Regions from separate parts of the Homo sapiens genome. Here region 1 is linked to region 2. The links are chromatin loops, found by intact Hi-C in ENCODE. Cell type or tissue: Caco-2. All regions are shown on one strand.

The links. Hi-C counts contacts between places; a loop is a spot of excess contacts. Peaks named below come from ENCODE experiments on the same cell type or tissue, not always from the same donor. Only the 100,000 strongest peaks of a DNase experiment are listed, where the experiment ranks them.
Region 1: it touches region 2 in a loop (7-fold over the local background); 3 of 110 quality-filtered maps call a loop at or near these places.

The regions. Positions count from the first base shown.
Region 1 is chr6:158,605,156-158,613,155 of GRCh38, forward strand. TMEM181 (transmembrane protein 181) reads left to right here. Exons shown (of 17, transcript NM_001376852.1): 7 at 112-192; 8 at 2,089-2,188; 9 at 3,178-3,308; 10 at 3,504-3,595. It overlaps MIR7161 (microRNA 7161), which reads left to right and starts at 4,552; the gene lies at 4,552-4,635. It also overlaps the pseudogene TATDN2P2. RefSeq lists an enhancer at 4,164-4,665. In Caco-2, a CTCF peak has its summit at 330; DNase peaks (open chromatin) are centred at 286 and 6,666; H3K4me3 peaks cover 207 bases.
Region 2 is chr6:158,532,526-158,540,525 of GRCh38, forward strand. It overlaps a transcript of TMEM181 not described here. Among named protein-coding and RNA genes, the nearest start is that of TMEM181, 24 kb to the right of the region's middle. RefSeq lists an enhancer at 4,552-4,846. In Caco-2, no CTCF peak of the experiment used is centred here; DNase peaks (open chromatin) are centred at 3,736, 4,287 and 4,576; H3K4me3 peaks cover 1,846 bases.

The sequences.
Region 1 (8,000 bases), 73 kb after region 2:
GTGTATGTGTATATATTGTCTCATCTAGAGATAACTATTAGTAATCTGGTGTATTTTCTCTTAGATGCATATATATTTTTTTCAAATTGTTTTCTCCACTTTCTATTTTAGTGGAAGACTTATAACCCTGCCTTCTCCCGGTTGGAAATCTGGTTCCGGTTTTTCTTTGTGGTGCTCACCTTCATCGTCACTGTGAGTACCATTCGCCTGATGGACCGCAGCAGATCCCAGCCAGGAAGAAGCTGGTTTATGCAGTTAGGATCTTCGGTGCAAGCCACATGGAGATTGATCTGAACTCAGATGCTCCATCCAGTGGGCTGTGCTGATATTACAACTCTGTGTGTCTGCCGAGATGCTGCCGTGCAAGAAAAAATGATGTGGTATCATGTATTCAGGATTTCTGTAGAGTGCACGTCCGTGACTTTTAAGTAAATGTTGATCATGTGCGGTGAAAAGTGCCATTTCACCTGTGTGGAAGGAAGCTGCCTTACTTGAATGAGCTTCTCTGAGTGCAGATGCAGCATGCTCTTGGGTTTTTATATTTTATATTTTTATAGTTGTGCCAGTCCTTTGCGTTTTTGGGCATTTTCAGGAATAAGGCCAAAGAGAAGTGTTTTGGAAATGCAGGCATTGGGCTCGTTTGGGATCTGAGGTTTGTGTCCACAAACCCACATGACTTTGGGGGAAATGCTTACCCTGAGAAGCCCAAGGGAGCCCCCCCAGAGCCCCAGTCTGCAAAGATAAGAATTGGTAAATTGGAGGAAGGGAAAGTGTGCTTCATTTAGTGATCTGTTGCCGCCCGAAGTGTGGCGTTCTGCCTGCATCAGCTGCTTGTCCTTGTGCGGGATGGTGGGGAGGTGACATTTAGGAAATGTGTCCACCCAGGAACACTTGGTATTTTTCAGAGTAACTGTGCATGGAAGGACACAGGCGCGTGCACATGTGAGGGGGTGCTCTGCTGGAGCGAAGGGCGTGGGCGCTAGAGCCACAGGGAGCTGGAGGGAAGGGCGTGGGCGCTAGAGCCACAGGGAGCTGGAGGGAGGGGCGTGGGCGCTAGAGCCACAGGGAGCTGGAGGGAAGGGCGTGGGCGCTAGAGCCACAGGGAGCTGGAGGGAAGGGCGTGGGCGCTAGAGCCACAGGGAGCTGCAGGTTGTGGTGCTTACGCCCAGCCCAGGGCCTCCAGGATCTCAGGGCTCCCGCAGTGAGCTTCATAAATGAAAGTAGAAAGCTGTTATTTGTGTCTGGGCAGCCAGAAACACTTGCTTCTTCTCAAAGGCTCTCTGATGCCCTGAGATTCTCCTGCCACACTCTGGAGTCCAAAGAGCTATTTATTACTCAGGGCCCCAAGTATGTTCTTAAAAAGAGGGAAGATGGTCCCTAGGCAAGGAAACCCACATTGCCTAGAAAACTGTTGGCTTATATCAGATTATACGAAAACAATCAACAACAAAACCCTGGCCTAAAAATTATGTTATATAATGTTTTAAAGCAGTTTAAAGAAACTTATTCCATGGGCCTAACACACCTTCTTCAGGGAGGTGTTTGAAAAGAAACGCATCCTCTGACCTTTGTTACAAGACTCCTACATTCTCTTGGCTTTTCATGGGCAAGCCCTGGCACCATCTTGGAAGCTGCTGCCATCTGTAGCAGTTGCGCTGCCGGGAACATGAGGCTCCTGTCACACCCACAGATGTGGCCTGTGTCCTGGGTGGGTTCGTCTGAGTGCTGGCTCTCTGGAGCAGGCCCAGTGGAAGTGGGCCTTGTTTTCCTCGCCGTGGTGGTGAGAGGGTGGGTCCTCTTTCCTTTTGCAGGGATTACGTTCCTTCTCCTTTCCTGCTCCTGTGAGGACAGCTCGGAACCTGTCTTAGCTGTGGCTTCTCTGCAGAAAGTAACAACCTTGTCTTGGTTGTCACTGATGGCCTCCAGGACACAGTAGGCAATTCAGCCAGGGCTTAAGGCAGCGACTCTTAGTGGGGCACCTAGACCATTGATTAGAGAAGACAACCTGGTATGCCGGCAAGGTGTGAGCAAAGGCTGCAGGCAAGGTGTGAGCAAAGGCAGTAACTGGAGGCCTGATTTGGTTTGCAGTGCCTGTTTGCGCATTCCCTCCGGAAATTTTCCATGAGAGACTGGGGCATCGAGCAGAAGTGGATGTCTGTTCTCCTGCCTCTGCTGCTACTTTACAATGGTGGGTAGTTCCATTTTTACTTAGGAACTTTTCCCTTTAAAATGTAAAGCTGGAGGCCAGGTGCAGGGTTGTGCCTGTCATCCCAGCACTTTGAGAGGCTGGGGCAGGAGGACTGCTTGAAGCCAGGAGTTTAACACCAGCCTGGGTAACATAGCAAGACTCTACAAAAAATAAAATTTAGCTGGGCATGGTGGTGCGTGCCTGTGGTCCCAACTGCTTGGGAGGCTGAGGTGGGTGGATTGCTTGAGCCCAGGAGTCTGAGGCTGCAGTGAGTCATGATGACACCACTTCACTCCAGCCTGGATAACAGAGCAAGACCCTGTCTCTTAAAACAAAACAAAACTAAAGCTGGAAGCCATCTTGGAGATGGCCTAGGCCCAGAAGAGCCCGTAGGGAGCCCCAGAAGGAACATGTAGCCGTGTGCTCCCTGCCACCCCAGGAGCCATGTTCCACCGAGCTGGGGCAGATGCCTGGCTCTCTAACAAATAGGCGGCTGTTCGGTAGTTAAAACTTGGACGTGCTACAGACACAGCAGTCCTGGAACTTGGCTGAAGGTGGCCAGACATGGCTGGCTGTTCCTCTTTTCCTGCTCCAAAAGTGTTTGCTTCCCGAGCTGCCGCAGTCGGAACTCCCAGGCTCCGGGAGGAGCTGATGGCAGTGGCATACGGCGCTCTGTCGTGATCAGTGCAGCAATCTGTTCAGTGGCTTTTAGGTGTTTTGGAAAACAAAATAGCCATTGGTTCACTACCTTTCCTTTGGCTCTGACCAGGGAGAAAAGCTGGTAGTGAGCTCAGACCCTGCAGTGGGATGGGGTGCTCTCTGCTAGGTGCTGACCCCGCACAGGTATGGGGTGCTGTCTGCCAGGTGCTGACCCCGCAGAGGTATGGGGTGCTCTCTGCTAGGTGCTGACCCCGCAGAGGTATGGGGTGCTGTCTGCCAGGTGCTGGCGGGCCTGTTTTCCACATGGATTTCTGCCCTTTGTGTTCCAGATCCGTTCTTCCCCCTCTCCTTCCTGGTCAACAGCTGGCTCCCAGGGATGCTGGATGACCTCTTTCAGTCCATGTTCCTGTGCGCCCTGCTGCTCTTCTGGCTGTGCGTGTACCACGGGATTCGTGTCCAGGTGAGCCGGAGCCGCCCTCACTGCCGGGGGAGGTTCCAGACTGTGTCCTCCCTCCCGAACTCTGAGGACAGCCCAGAAAGGTGAATTTATCCATGGAAGCCTGTCTGCAGGCCCATACTCAATGGAAAAATCACGTTATGTACAATTACCAATTTGGTTTTCTTTATTTCTTACTTCTTATTTTTTTCTTTTTAGGGAGAAAGAAAGTGTTTAACTTTCTATTTGCCTAAATTCTTCATTGTTGGACTATTGTGGTTGGCTTCTGTTACGCTAGGAATATGGCAAACGTGAGTAATTCTATTATGTGTGAAACTTCAGTCATGAAAAGCATTTGACAAAAGTGGAAAGGCCAGGCCAGGCGTAGTGGCTCACGCCTGTAATCCCAGCACTTTGACAGGCTGAGGCAGGCAAGTCACTTGAGCTCAGGAGTTCAAGACCAGCCTGGGCAACATGGTGACACCCCGTCTCTACCAAAAATACAAAAATTAGCTGGCCGTGGTGGCGCATGCCTGTAGTCCCAGCTCCCTGGGAGGCTGAGGTGGGAGGATCGCTTGAGCCTGCGAGGCACAGGTTGCAATGAGCCGAGATTGCACCACTGCACTCCAGCCTGGGCAACAGAGTGAGACCTTGTCTCAAAAAAAAAAAAAAAGGTGAAAAGGCTTACAATCAAACTGTGTTCTGTGAACTCATCCAGAAAAGAATCAGCTTTCAGTTTATCTAACTTGGTGACACAGTAGACACCCCTTATTTTTGGGGGATTTGTTCCCAGACCCCCATTAACTATCTGCGGTCTTGGATAGTACTGATCCTTATATATAGCTGTTTATACCCTATGTATACCCATACTATGTTTTTCTTTTTTTTTTAGACGAATAGGAGGGTGACTTTAGTCACAGGCTGCTCAAAAACACAGGCTGCAGAGAACAGGATTTGGATTGGCAAACTCATTGTACCCTCATGTCACACTCCTTCTTTGCTCCTACCTTGGAGCATTTTGGCTGGGAGGCAAAACCCCAATGCTATTACAGGCAGTCCCCTTACCCCTCATTCCACACCCACTACCCAGAAACTGAAGCCTCATGACCCGCTTTGAGGAAAAATATCCCGTCCTGGTTTTCTGTGTTCCAGTCGGCCTTCCAAACACATCCTCCCCCTGGGACACAGACTTCAGGCCAGCCTGTATTACGTCAGGTTGCTAGTTGCCCTTTTCTGGGAGACTCCCAATGACTGTGCCCTCTCTGCTTAAAGACTGTAGAGGCAACTGGTGTTCTCACGCAAAGTGGCCAGGGTGTGGGAGACTAGATCTTTGACTCTGGCAGTCTCCAGGACTGTATGCAAGGCCAGGCCCAGGTGGGCATACTGGCAAAGGCTTTTGGGAACCCGGCTAGGGAGGAAGTAGGGAGCATCCGTTTCCATGATGATTCTCTCCAGTGGGATCTGCCTCAGCACTTCCCGGGCTTCTCAGGTGGAGGAGTACGTCAGGACTGCCATGAGGCCCACCGACGTTGGGAAAGTACTTCAGCAGGGGTTCCATGGCCAGGTAGCTGCAGTGAAGCAATGCTTGTGTATCTTGTAGTCAGAGAACACACATTTTCTCATGGTGTCCAGCAGATCCTCGTCAGCTTGCTGGCAGAGGATCACCAAAGCTTCTCTAGAGACGCAGCCAGCTCAAGCTGTCTCTTAAATACCTTGTGATGTTCTGGGACAGGCATGGTGCACTTGTAGGAGTAATTGAAGCCTGTTTCTCCAAATGCCACAGTCGTGGGGTGCCTTAAGGCTTGTAAAAGATTTCTTTCCTGACTCTTATTGTAGTAACATGGAAAATGAGGGTGACAGCCAAAGGCCCCCCAGACCAGATTCTCTTTCAACAGCTCCCCCCGTAGGCAATTTGTCAGGGTGAGGGTGGCAGAGGTCAGAGATGCAACCCTGAAATTCCTTAGAGAAGGAGCTGCTGTAAATTCTTCTGAACTTAGTCAAGGTCCCTTTGAAAGACAACTTGGAATACAGCATATCCAAATGACAGTGGGTATCAGTGAAGCCCTGCTCTAGGCTTGGCTCCCAGTGGCTCTTTGGCAGGGAGCTGGATGTGTGTCCTCCACAAGGACACAGAGGCATCTCCTCTTGGAATGTTCTTCTTTGCTTCACCTCTTTTCCTCCCGAGCTTCTGGAGAAGTGAAATGAGTGAGAATTCTGGGAGCTGCCTTCCTCTGAGGCCTCCACATCTCTGGAGACGTTATGGGCGCTCACTGCAGAGTTGGGGGAAGAATCACTCAGGCACTCGGGCTGCTCCTCCCAGCCTGTGCTGCGTCATTGCTGCTGCTGCTCACAGACAGGTAGCCGGCAGGCTTGGGGCTGCTGGTGCACTAGCTGACATACTCACACCAAGGACTACTGTAAAAATGAGGCAGGTACATGACATAGTAGTGAAGGAAGAAGGCTCTGGAATGGCTGAGGGTTTCAGTGGGACGGGTTCCTCCTGAGAGAATCTGACCGTGGAGATCTCCAGATCAGACCAGTTGCTTCCTGAAGAGGGGTGCTCCATCACCACCTCCCTATCTTTATGCTTTCGGATTTCTAAATGAGAGAGTCATCCAGAAACTCGAGGGGTGGAGAGCATTTGTCAGTGACTGTCCTTTGGTCCCCAAGGGGCTCCTCAGTGGGTTTCTCCTGAGGGTCTGTGACTACTCTCCTGTCACAGAAGCTGCTCCTCTCTGGCACTGTCTTGTCCTTCTCCACTGACCTCTGGGATTGACTATCCTTCTCAGCAGGGGTGACTGTGACACTCCTGGCTGTTCCTTCTCAGTCTTGGCTGGTCCTTCACTCCTAGCTGGTCCTTCTCCACAACTGGGACACTCTGCTATGCTTGGTTTTGAACTAGTGACAGCCTCTCCCTTCCTTTTCGGCATTGATTTCCCTGGATGCCCTGGTTAGCCTCCAGGTAGATCATTGTGGAGCCCTGATGTCGAAGTCTATCCGTCTTCCTTTTCTGGACCTTGTTGGGTTCCTCAGTCGTATCATTCTGACTCTCAGCTTCAGTTGCAAATTAAGAGTTCATGGAGTTACGAGAACTATCTTTGGAATCAGCCTTAAAGCTGCAGGCTTCCTTTTCTAGAGAAGCTATTTCTTCTAGAAAGGGATTGGTAGGATGTGGAGGGGTTCCCCCTGACGAAAGGACTCCCTGAGTGCTCTGAATCAGGCAGCCTTTGGTGGCGGCCCCGCCCACACCTGTGCCCGAGGAATGCCGGGGAGGAATGTAAGAGTTAAAGAAAGGAAAGAAACAGGAAAAGCGGCTCAACAGTCAAAGACAGGTTTGTTTTGGACAATAAACCTGAGAGGGCCTTCTGGCCGAGTTAGGTCAGAGTCACTCTCTCTTACAGGCTAAGAGTATTTAAGGGTTCAGGGCAGAAGAGGTTATCACAGGCTTGGAATGTTTCTGTATCTCTTCGCCTTGCTTATCTGGGAGGGGGAGGTTTTGTGTCTGTTCCCATACAACTCCCTGCAGCTGCAGGGATACCCCCCCCACCTCCTAGTCTGCTTTTAGCTTGTCTATCTTAGCGCATTTAAAGGGAAAGGAATGTGCTTATTAGGGCCTACTTTTTTACTGGGGCCCATTTTTGGGGGCCCATTTACACTCCCAAAACATGAGTGTGAAGTTCGGTGGTTACCCAAGAGACTTGGGTGCCCAGCTGTGCCCAGCTGTCTTATCTGTGTTTTACTGTCTACTCTTTCTGGCTGCTTTTTGTTAGAAGTGATTTCCTTGAAACGTAAGAAGTTAGAAAGGGAGCTGGAACTGAAAATGGGGGTGTTTGTCCAAGATGACGGTGCTCCTGCTCTGTCATTCCAGACCCTATAGTTATAAAAGGACCAGGGGCGACGTGTTCTTTCTGGTTACTTCCTGCTGGGTGGGAGAGGTAGAGAGTCCCTTGGTCTCGGATTGACTGCGGGAGCAATGCCGTCTGTAGATGTTTTGGATAGTTGTCTGTGAAATAGCCATGCTCCTGTCAGTTAAGAATCTTTGAAAAAGGTTAATTAGGCAGGGTAAAAACATTAGTCCTAGGCTTATTATTAGGAGAGGGCCCAGGAATGGGATGACCCATGGTATGCTTTTTGTTCCCAAACCAATAATTCATTTGGTTGTTTTGGTATTCGCTTAGCATTTTAGCCCTTTGTTTGAGATTTTTAGCAGCCTCTCTTACGAGACCTGATTGGTTGAGATAGAAGCAACATTTCTTTCCCAATGAGAGGCAGAGGCACATGTTTGGAAAGACCCATGTGTTATTTTTTATTAGTAACTGTTATTCCTGCTGTAAGGATAGTAATTAAGCAAAATGCTACGGTAATTGAGATTGTCTGTCTGATATCCTACCCTCAGGGTGCTGCAGTACATAGTCCTACTGCAAATAGTCCAGTAAAGCAGTTCCCGCAAGGGTGGCATGGTAAATAATTTCCATAAAAAAGCTTTAATATTTGGCTTAAAAGGAGAGGTAGAAATGACAAAAAGTACTTGGTGAGGTAAGAGTGAGACTGAGTCAGATGAGTAATTGTCACTCAGTTAGTTATTTTTTATGATTTTCAACTTAAGATTTCTTATTTCTTTACATTGATATTTAGGACGTTCCTCTGGGCTGTTGGGATTGCTTCCTCAGCTTTTCAGGCTTTGACTTGAGTGTGATGTATGCAGGGGTTGATTCC
Region 2 (8,000 bases):
CCCAGTAGCTGGGATTACAGGTGGGCACTACCACACACACAGCTAATTTTTTTATTTTTAGTAGAGACAAGGTTTCACCATGTTGGTCAGGCTGGTCTTGAACTCCTGACCTCGTGATTCGCCCGCCTCGGCCTCCCAAAGTGTTGGGATTACAAGCATGAGCCACCGCGCCTGGCAGAGAAGGAAATATTTTAATATTATCATTAGTCTTGAGAGAGAAGATATTGTATCCATGAAACAAGAATAGGATCATTCAGAGAACTAATCAAAACTCTTGGATATTAAAAGCATCATAGTGGCCGGGCGCGGTGGCTCATGCCTGTAATCCCAGCACTTTGGGAGGCCAAGGCGGGCAGATCATGAGGTCAGGAGATCAAGACCATCCTGGCTAACACGGTGAAACCCCGTCTCTACTAAAAATACAAAAACAAAATTAGCCAGGCATGGTGGCAGGCGCCTGTAGTCCCAGCTACTCGGGAGGCTGAGGCAGAAGAATGGTGTGAACCCGGGAGGCAGAGCTTGCAGTGAGCCGAGATCGCGCCACTGCACTCCAGACTGGGGGACAGAGCGAGACTCCATCTCAAAAAACAAAAACAAAAACAAACAAAAAAAATGCATCATAGTAGAAATGAAAATCTTAATAGAAGAACTGGAAAATAATGAACAAAAAATAATGAACAAAAGTGGAGGAAACAGAAAAATAAATGAAAACTAGTAAAAAAATTAGAGGGCAAATTCAGGATGACCAACTTTCAATTAATAGGAGTTCCAGAAAGAAATAACAAACATGAAAGCAACAATATGAGAGGAAAGGACATTATCAAAAAAACAACTCAAGAAAGTTTATTCAAGCTGAAATACTTAGATTGTCAGGAAAAAAAGTCTAGGCCAATGTATAACATAATCTTGAAATGTCATTACACTGTGGACAAAATGAAGCTCTTATACCCTTGTAGAGAGAAAAACAATTGGTCTGTGTAAGGTGAATCAGGATTTATAATGACTTTGGACTTCTCAACAGCAATACTAGAATCCAAGAGGCAATTGAAAAATACCTACAAAATTTAGAGGTAAATTATTTCCGATTGCTGGGGGCAGTGACTCATGCCTGTAATCCCAGCACTTTGGGAGGCCAAGGCTGATCACTTGAGGTCAGGAGTTCAAGACCAGCCTGGCCAACATGGTGAAACCCCATCTCTACTAAAAATACAAAAATTAGCCGGGCATGGTGGCAAGCACCTGTAATCCCAGCTATTTGGGAGGCTGAGGCAGGAGAATTGCTTAAACCAGGGAGGCAGAGGTTGCAGTGAGCCGAGATTGCACCATTGCACTCCAGCCTGGGCGACAGAGCGAGACTCCGTCTCACAAATAAAAACAAAACAAAACAAAAAAATCTATTTCCAACCAAATTTTTTATTCCTAGCCAAGCTATTAAGAAAGTGTAAAAGAATGACATTTTCCTACATCCAGAACCTCAAAAAATTTGCATCCCATGCATCTTTTCTCAAAATCTTGTAGAAGATATTTTCTACCAGCAAATAGAAAATGTGGGATTCAAACAGAACAGAGGGGAGATAATTACCAGGATGATGGTGGGGAGATCCCTCCAGGCACCCATGCACTGGGTGTGAAGATAACTTTTTCTACAGCTGGTCAGAAGGCCCATGAGAGCTGTCATTCACAAAGGTGAAGCTGACAGGCTGTCTCATGCACCTGAGTATCTTAAAAGAGAAATTAGACAATTGGTGCAGGACCCGAGGTTATATTAATAAGTATATTTAAAAATCAAGCAATAAAAATGACAACCATTAATTCTATGGGAAATAAAATATACAAAAAAGAAATTGTAGTATGTGGCTCAGCTGTGCATAACAGGCACAGTCACTGTGTGTGTGTGTGTGTGTGTGTGTGTGTGTGTGTGTGTGTGTGTTTTTGAGGCAGAGTCTCGCTCTGTCGCCCAGGCTGGAGTGCAGTGGCGCAATCTCGGCTCACTGCAAGCTCTGCCTCCCAGGTTCACACCATTCTCCTACCTCAGCCTCCCAAGTAGCTGGGACTACAGGCGTCCGCCACCTCGCCCGGCTAATTTTTTGTATTTTTAGTAGAGATGGGATTTCACCATGTTAGCCAGGATGGTCTCGATCTCCTGACCTCGTGACCTGCCTGCCTCGGCCTCCCAAAGTGCTGGGATTACAGGCATGAGCCACCGTTCCCGGCCGTGTGTGTGTGTTTTATCTCGAATTTCTAGTGATTTGTAGTAAAAGAGCTGACAAAATAGATTAGTACCTCACAGTGCTGGAGCCAGATGTGTATTATCCTCGAGGGGCTACTGTACTTCAAAGAGGGAGGAAAAAAAACTAGGCTTGAGAAGCTAAGGAAGGCTCCGTAGAGGATTTTTAAGTGTTTTGATGTATCTTGGAGATTGGCCTATATACCTCCTAAAAATAAGCTCTCTGTAGCCAATGATACAATGTTTAAAATATGGCACATGCTGAACTCACAGTCTCTCTCATTTCAGAAAACAAATCTGCATGTGTGTTCTCTGAAGTTCTTCTTAGTGCGGCTCTTGATGCACTATATTTTGAATATTACCAAACCTGAGCTCTTTAAAAAAAAAATACTGAGGCCGGGCGCGGTGGCTCACGCCTGTAATCCCAGCACTTTGGGAGGCCGAGGCGGGTGGATCATGAGGTCAGGAGATCGAGACCATCCTGGCTAACAAGGTGAAACCCCGTCTCTACTAAAAATACAAAAAATTAGCCGGGCACGGTGGCGGGCGCCTGTAGTCCCAGCTACTCGGGAGGCTGAGGCAGGAGAATGGCGTGAACCCGGGAAGCGGAGCTTGCAGTGAGCCGAGATTGCGCCACTGCAGTCCGCAGTCCGACCTGGGCGACAGAGCGAGACTCCGTCTCAAAAAAAAAAAATACTGAGATGATTAAACACAAATGCTCATGTTAATGAATTAAGGCTAAAACCTAACTGTGCGCAATGCAAGATGATCAGCAGTTATGGGAAGATGTGCAAGCCCTGATAGGGAGCCTGGCTAGCATACAAAAGCTGTTCCAAAATGTAAAGGGAGGGAATAAAAATACAGAGCAAGGAAGAGTGGGTGGAGTGACAGAGTAGGCACAGACAGCAGGAAACATGGGAATGCTGAGACCACTGGCACCTGAGTGGTCATTAGACTTGCCTGTGGAGTTTGGACAAATACAGATTCCTGGGATCGATATTCCACAATTATTTAGGTTCAATTGTGTAGGTTTTGTCCCTAAAAGTAAGAGGTTTCCCCCAGTGCAGGCAGGATCAACCTTGCGTGGAAACCTGCCCTGGGTTCAGTTGGAAATGCACTAACATCGTCTGGAAAGACTGTTTTTCCACCTATTATTGGAAAAATTCACAAGAGGAGATCACACCACGCTTTGGAGAAGCCATTCCGTAGAAGACGTGTTAACTGGTTAACTATAGTTTGCACACTAGTGTTGAGCTTGTAGAAGGTGAGAAACTCCTCTGCCTAGACTTTTTTTGGTGGTTTTAGTACATGTGGGAAGAAGCACCTCACTTGGACACACTTCATTTAAAAATAATATTTATTATGACTATAACCCTAATGGGCTTAGTTTTAAATGTTTCTGCATTCGGCCAAGTGGAGCCCAAGAAGCCAGAAGTCGCCCGCGGGAGCTGTCCGCGGTGCTGAACGCGGTAGCCGGCTTCAGCCTTTGACCTCCCCAGCAGGAAAGGGCCTTCGGTCCGCCCCCAAGCACCATTTTCCTTCGTGCTCCCACCTCCAGTGTCTTCCCTTCCCAGCGCTGCCAATGGCGAGGGCGGCACTGAGATTTTTGTCCTGGGCGGCAGACGACCTTGTGTTGCACTTCCTCCCCCGCCTTCTGCCTCTCCCGGGGCGGCGGCGGATGGGCGCGGAGGCGGATGGGCGCGGCTCCCTCCCCCACTCAGGCCTCTTCACGGGGCGGGGGGCCGGGTCCCCCAGCCCCCACCCGCGCCGTGTCCAGCTCCTCGCGTGCTCGCGGCGGAGCCCTGAGCGCACTGGGTCCGAGTCCTGCGCGCCCCCTCACCACCTCCCCCGCACCTGCTCCTCCTCCTCGGTCCCGCCCAGCGCGCCAGCAGCCCGATCCCCAGTGCTGGGAGAAGAGAGGGGGCGCAGGCGGCGACACAAAGGGTGGAGCGGCGGGACCGGGACCCGGGAGGCTGCGCGGCATGGACGCCGAGTACCCTGCCTTTGAGCCCCCGCTCTGCAGCGAGCTCAAGCACCTGTGCCGGCGGCTGCGGGAAGCGTACCGCGAGCTCAAGGAGGACCTCACGCCCTTCAAGGATGACCGCTACTACAGGTGGGCGCGGCGCGGGCAGCGGCGGGGCGGCCGGAGGCTTCCGGGCCGCAGTCCCCTCCGGGACCCCGGCGCGCCCCGGCCTTGGCCTGGTCCCGCCGACGGCCGCCTCCGCCGGCCGGGCGCGGAGCCTACGGATGGGGACGGGGTCGGGGCGGGGATCTGGGAGGGACCAGGAAGGGGACGGGGAGCAGGGATACTGGCAGCGGCGGGCAGGTTCCTGGATTCAGGGCAGCCCGGCGCCCCCGGGCGAAGGGCCGATTTCCGTTCAGCTGAAACCCAAGCCGAGGCTCCCGCCTCCCCGGAAAGGAGCTGCGGGTTGTGGCTCCTCCCTGCGCCCCGCGTCGTTCTCCCCCCGCGCCCGCCTCGCCGCCCCCGCTCGGGCCTCACGCGGCGCAGTCTGGGGAGGCGACCGCGCGCGCTGCGGCGTCGGGAGGAGGGTCTTGGCCGCAGCTCTGAGCGCCCTAGGCTTTGCAGGACGCCTCGGAGGCGGGGGCGCCGCCAAGGGCTGGGGGCGGATGGGCGCGGCGGGGAAGACGCGGCGGGGCGCCATGCGGGGACACGGCGCCTGGGAGCGGCTGTGTGGAACTTGTTTGCGTTCATCTCTGTCTCCCTCTTCAGCGGCCTAGGGGAGAGCGGTGGGGACTGCAGACCCTGGCGCCGGCCCCCGCCCCCTTCCTCTCTGCGCTCTGCAGTTCGGAGGGGAAGGAAAGTCTGTTCACCGCCAATGGCCGATTTACCCAAAGGCTTGGCGGTGTCGGGACAGGACCCTATCGCGAGTCGGTAGAAAGCTCCCTCACCCCCCCACCTCAACCTTCCCCATCTGTTAAATGGGAAGTCTGAACCAGAAGGTCTCAGAAAGCTGAGGTTTAATCATGATTTACTCACTCTGTGCTAAGGATGGCGAGGGTGTCGCACTGCTATGGGGAACGGGTGGTCATTTTTCTAAGACCTATCCTGTACTCATCATAGGTACCTGCTCAGAAAAAGGCGTGTCACACTTATCCTCACATCTGTTAAAAAACCTAATGCCTTCCCACGGGCTAATCAGCAACGCAGCGGGACCGTGGTCATGGTTACTGAGTGAAAAAGCCCATTTTAAACAAATGTAAAAAATCATGTGATGTAGCTTTGGGGCGAGCCTGGAAATCTGTCTAATGCAGCCTCCTGGAAGACCTGAGGGTATGGGAAAAGAATCCACAGTTTCATATCATACTTGTTAAATAAGATTATTTCCAATCTCCTTTTCTGCTAGTCCCCCGTCCCCCGCCCCCTACTCTGTTTTTTTTTTTCCTATTTATTTATTTATTGAGACAGGGTCTTGCCCTGTCGCCCAGGCTGGAGTGCAGTGGTGCAATCTTGGCTCACTGCATCCTCCACTTCCCTGGCTCAACCAAGCAATCCTTCTACCTCAGCCTCCTGAGTAGCTGGGACCACAGGCCTGTGCCCCATCACCTGATTTTTATATTTTGTTTAGAGATGGAATTTCCCTGTCTTGCCCAGGCTGGTCTCAAACTCCTGGGCTCAAGTGATGCTCCCACCTTGGCCTCCCAAAGTACTGAGATGACAGGCGTGAGCCACCATGCCTGGCCTTTTTTTTTTTTCCTGTATTTTCTTTTCTTGGGAATATTTCTTTGGCAACACAGCTAGTGAAAGTGGAATGATCGCAGTGCAAATAGTCGAGAAGAGAACACACCCCAGTGGTTAATCTCCATCTTTATTCACTGACCAATGTATTCACCTGGTAGTTACTGAGCATTTTTTATGTTCCTGCTGTTGTTCTAGGCGTTGTGAATACAGCGGTGAGCAAGACAGGGTCTCTGCTCTCCTGGGGCTTACAGATAATAAACCAAGTGACATGAGAGACTGACAGGGTGCTGCCACACAGAAGGTAGTCAGGTGAGGCTCATCTTGAAAGTGACATTTGTCTGAGAACTGAAAAATGAGGAGCTAACCAGACAAGGAGGCAGGGAGGAAACTCCCAGAAGAGGAAGGAGTATTGCAAAGTCCCTGAGGCCATAAAAACATGAAATGTTCAAGGCACAGATGGAAGACCAGCGAGCCTGGAGCACTGTGGTCAGAGAGAGAGGCTGGGCCAGGCCCTGAAGAGCCTTGAAGGTCAGACTAAGGAATGTGGATTTCACTGGGACTGCAGTGTGAAGCCACTAGAGGATTTTACACGGGACAAGTGACATCAGCAATTTGGCTGCCTGTACTACAGCAAGCATTTGAGTCTTTGCTCCAGGAGCCACTTCCTTAGTTGAGTTGGAGCTTGAAGACAGATTCACAGCGGTTGGAAGTGATCAGTGATGGATTCTGCCCCGCCCCCCGCCATGAGCACAAGTTGACTGCAGAGTACTTTACAATATTTTGTATAGACAGGGCAGTTAGGCTGAATCACAAAGTCTGTTTTATAGTGAGAAGATGTTTTAGATCACTGAACTATCTTGAGTAGCTCCATTGAATTTTTATATCAATGGATTGTCGCTGTACAAAACTAGGTGAAATACTCGGGTTTCTAAGTTGGGAAGCTGCTAGTTACAGCTCCGCATCTGTCTAGCTGGAAGGTGAAATTGCTACTGTGATTTTGGCTCCTTCTCTTCTCACCGTCTTCATTTCCTTATTGGTGGTTTATGAGTAAAACGCACCAGCTCTTTCCCCTGGAGGACCGGGGACTCACCTCACGTGGTTGGCAGTTTTCTCATAACAGGGCGAAGCAAAGAACACAGCTGCTAAAGCTCCGTTTACAAAACATGATTGGCCCCTCTGTTCAGCAGCATGGCTGTTTGCATATTTGCTACATAATTTGGCATCAGTGAAGAGCTGCAGCTATGTGATCAAAGGACTCTTGGCGATTTTCACAAAATGAGAGGTGACAGTTGTACTGCCTGTCAGGAGAGGGAAGGTGGTAAAACAATAGGCCAGGGATCTGAAATCCTGGTTCTAGCCCCAGTTCCACTCCTTGCTAACTGCCGGGCCTTGTGGTGAGTTAATTGCATTTCACTGGACAATCCGTTTCCACATCAGGATAAAGAAACCCTCTTCACACGGATTTTCATAAGACTCAGACACTTTATGAAGAGAGCACTAAAGATGTTTTCAGATACACATAACAGAAAAACCACAGCGAACCAGTCTAAACAATAAGGGAATGAATTGGGTTGCTGATTCGGCAGCTTAATGATGTAATCAAGTTCTTTCTTTTTAACTTGATAGCAATTGGCTGCTGATAATCATTTGGGCTACTGCTTCTCATTCATATTCATGGGGGAAGCTGGCTGGCTTTCTATGGCTGTCTCTAAAAGAAAAAGAATAACTTGAAGTCTACAGAAAACTCCTTGAATCTCCGTATCTACACCCCACCAAAATGGTAACAAGGACATGGAATGTTCACGCACTGCGGATGGGAGGGTAAATTGCTATAATCATTATGGAAAACCACTTGGCAAGCAGCTACTAAAGTTGAACATACACATTTCCTCAGGCCCAGCATTTGCTGTCGGGTATATGCCCTGCAGAAATGCATACATGGGGCCATCAGAAGACGTACTAAAAAGTGTTCCTAACAGCACAGGTTGTAATACTCCTAAACTGGAAAGTAGCCAGATACTAAAAAATAGTAGAATGGACAAAGGTAGCAGAGCGCGGTGGCTCGTGCCTGTA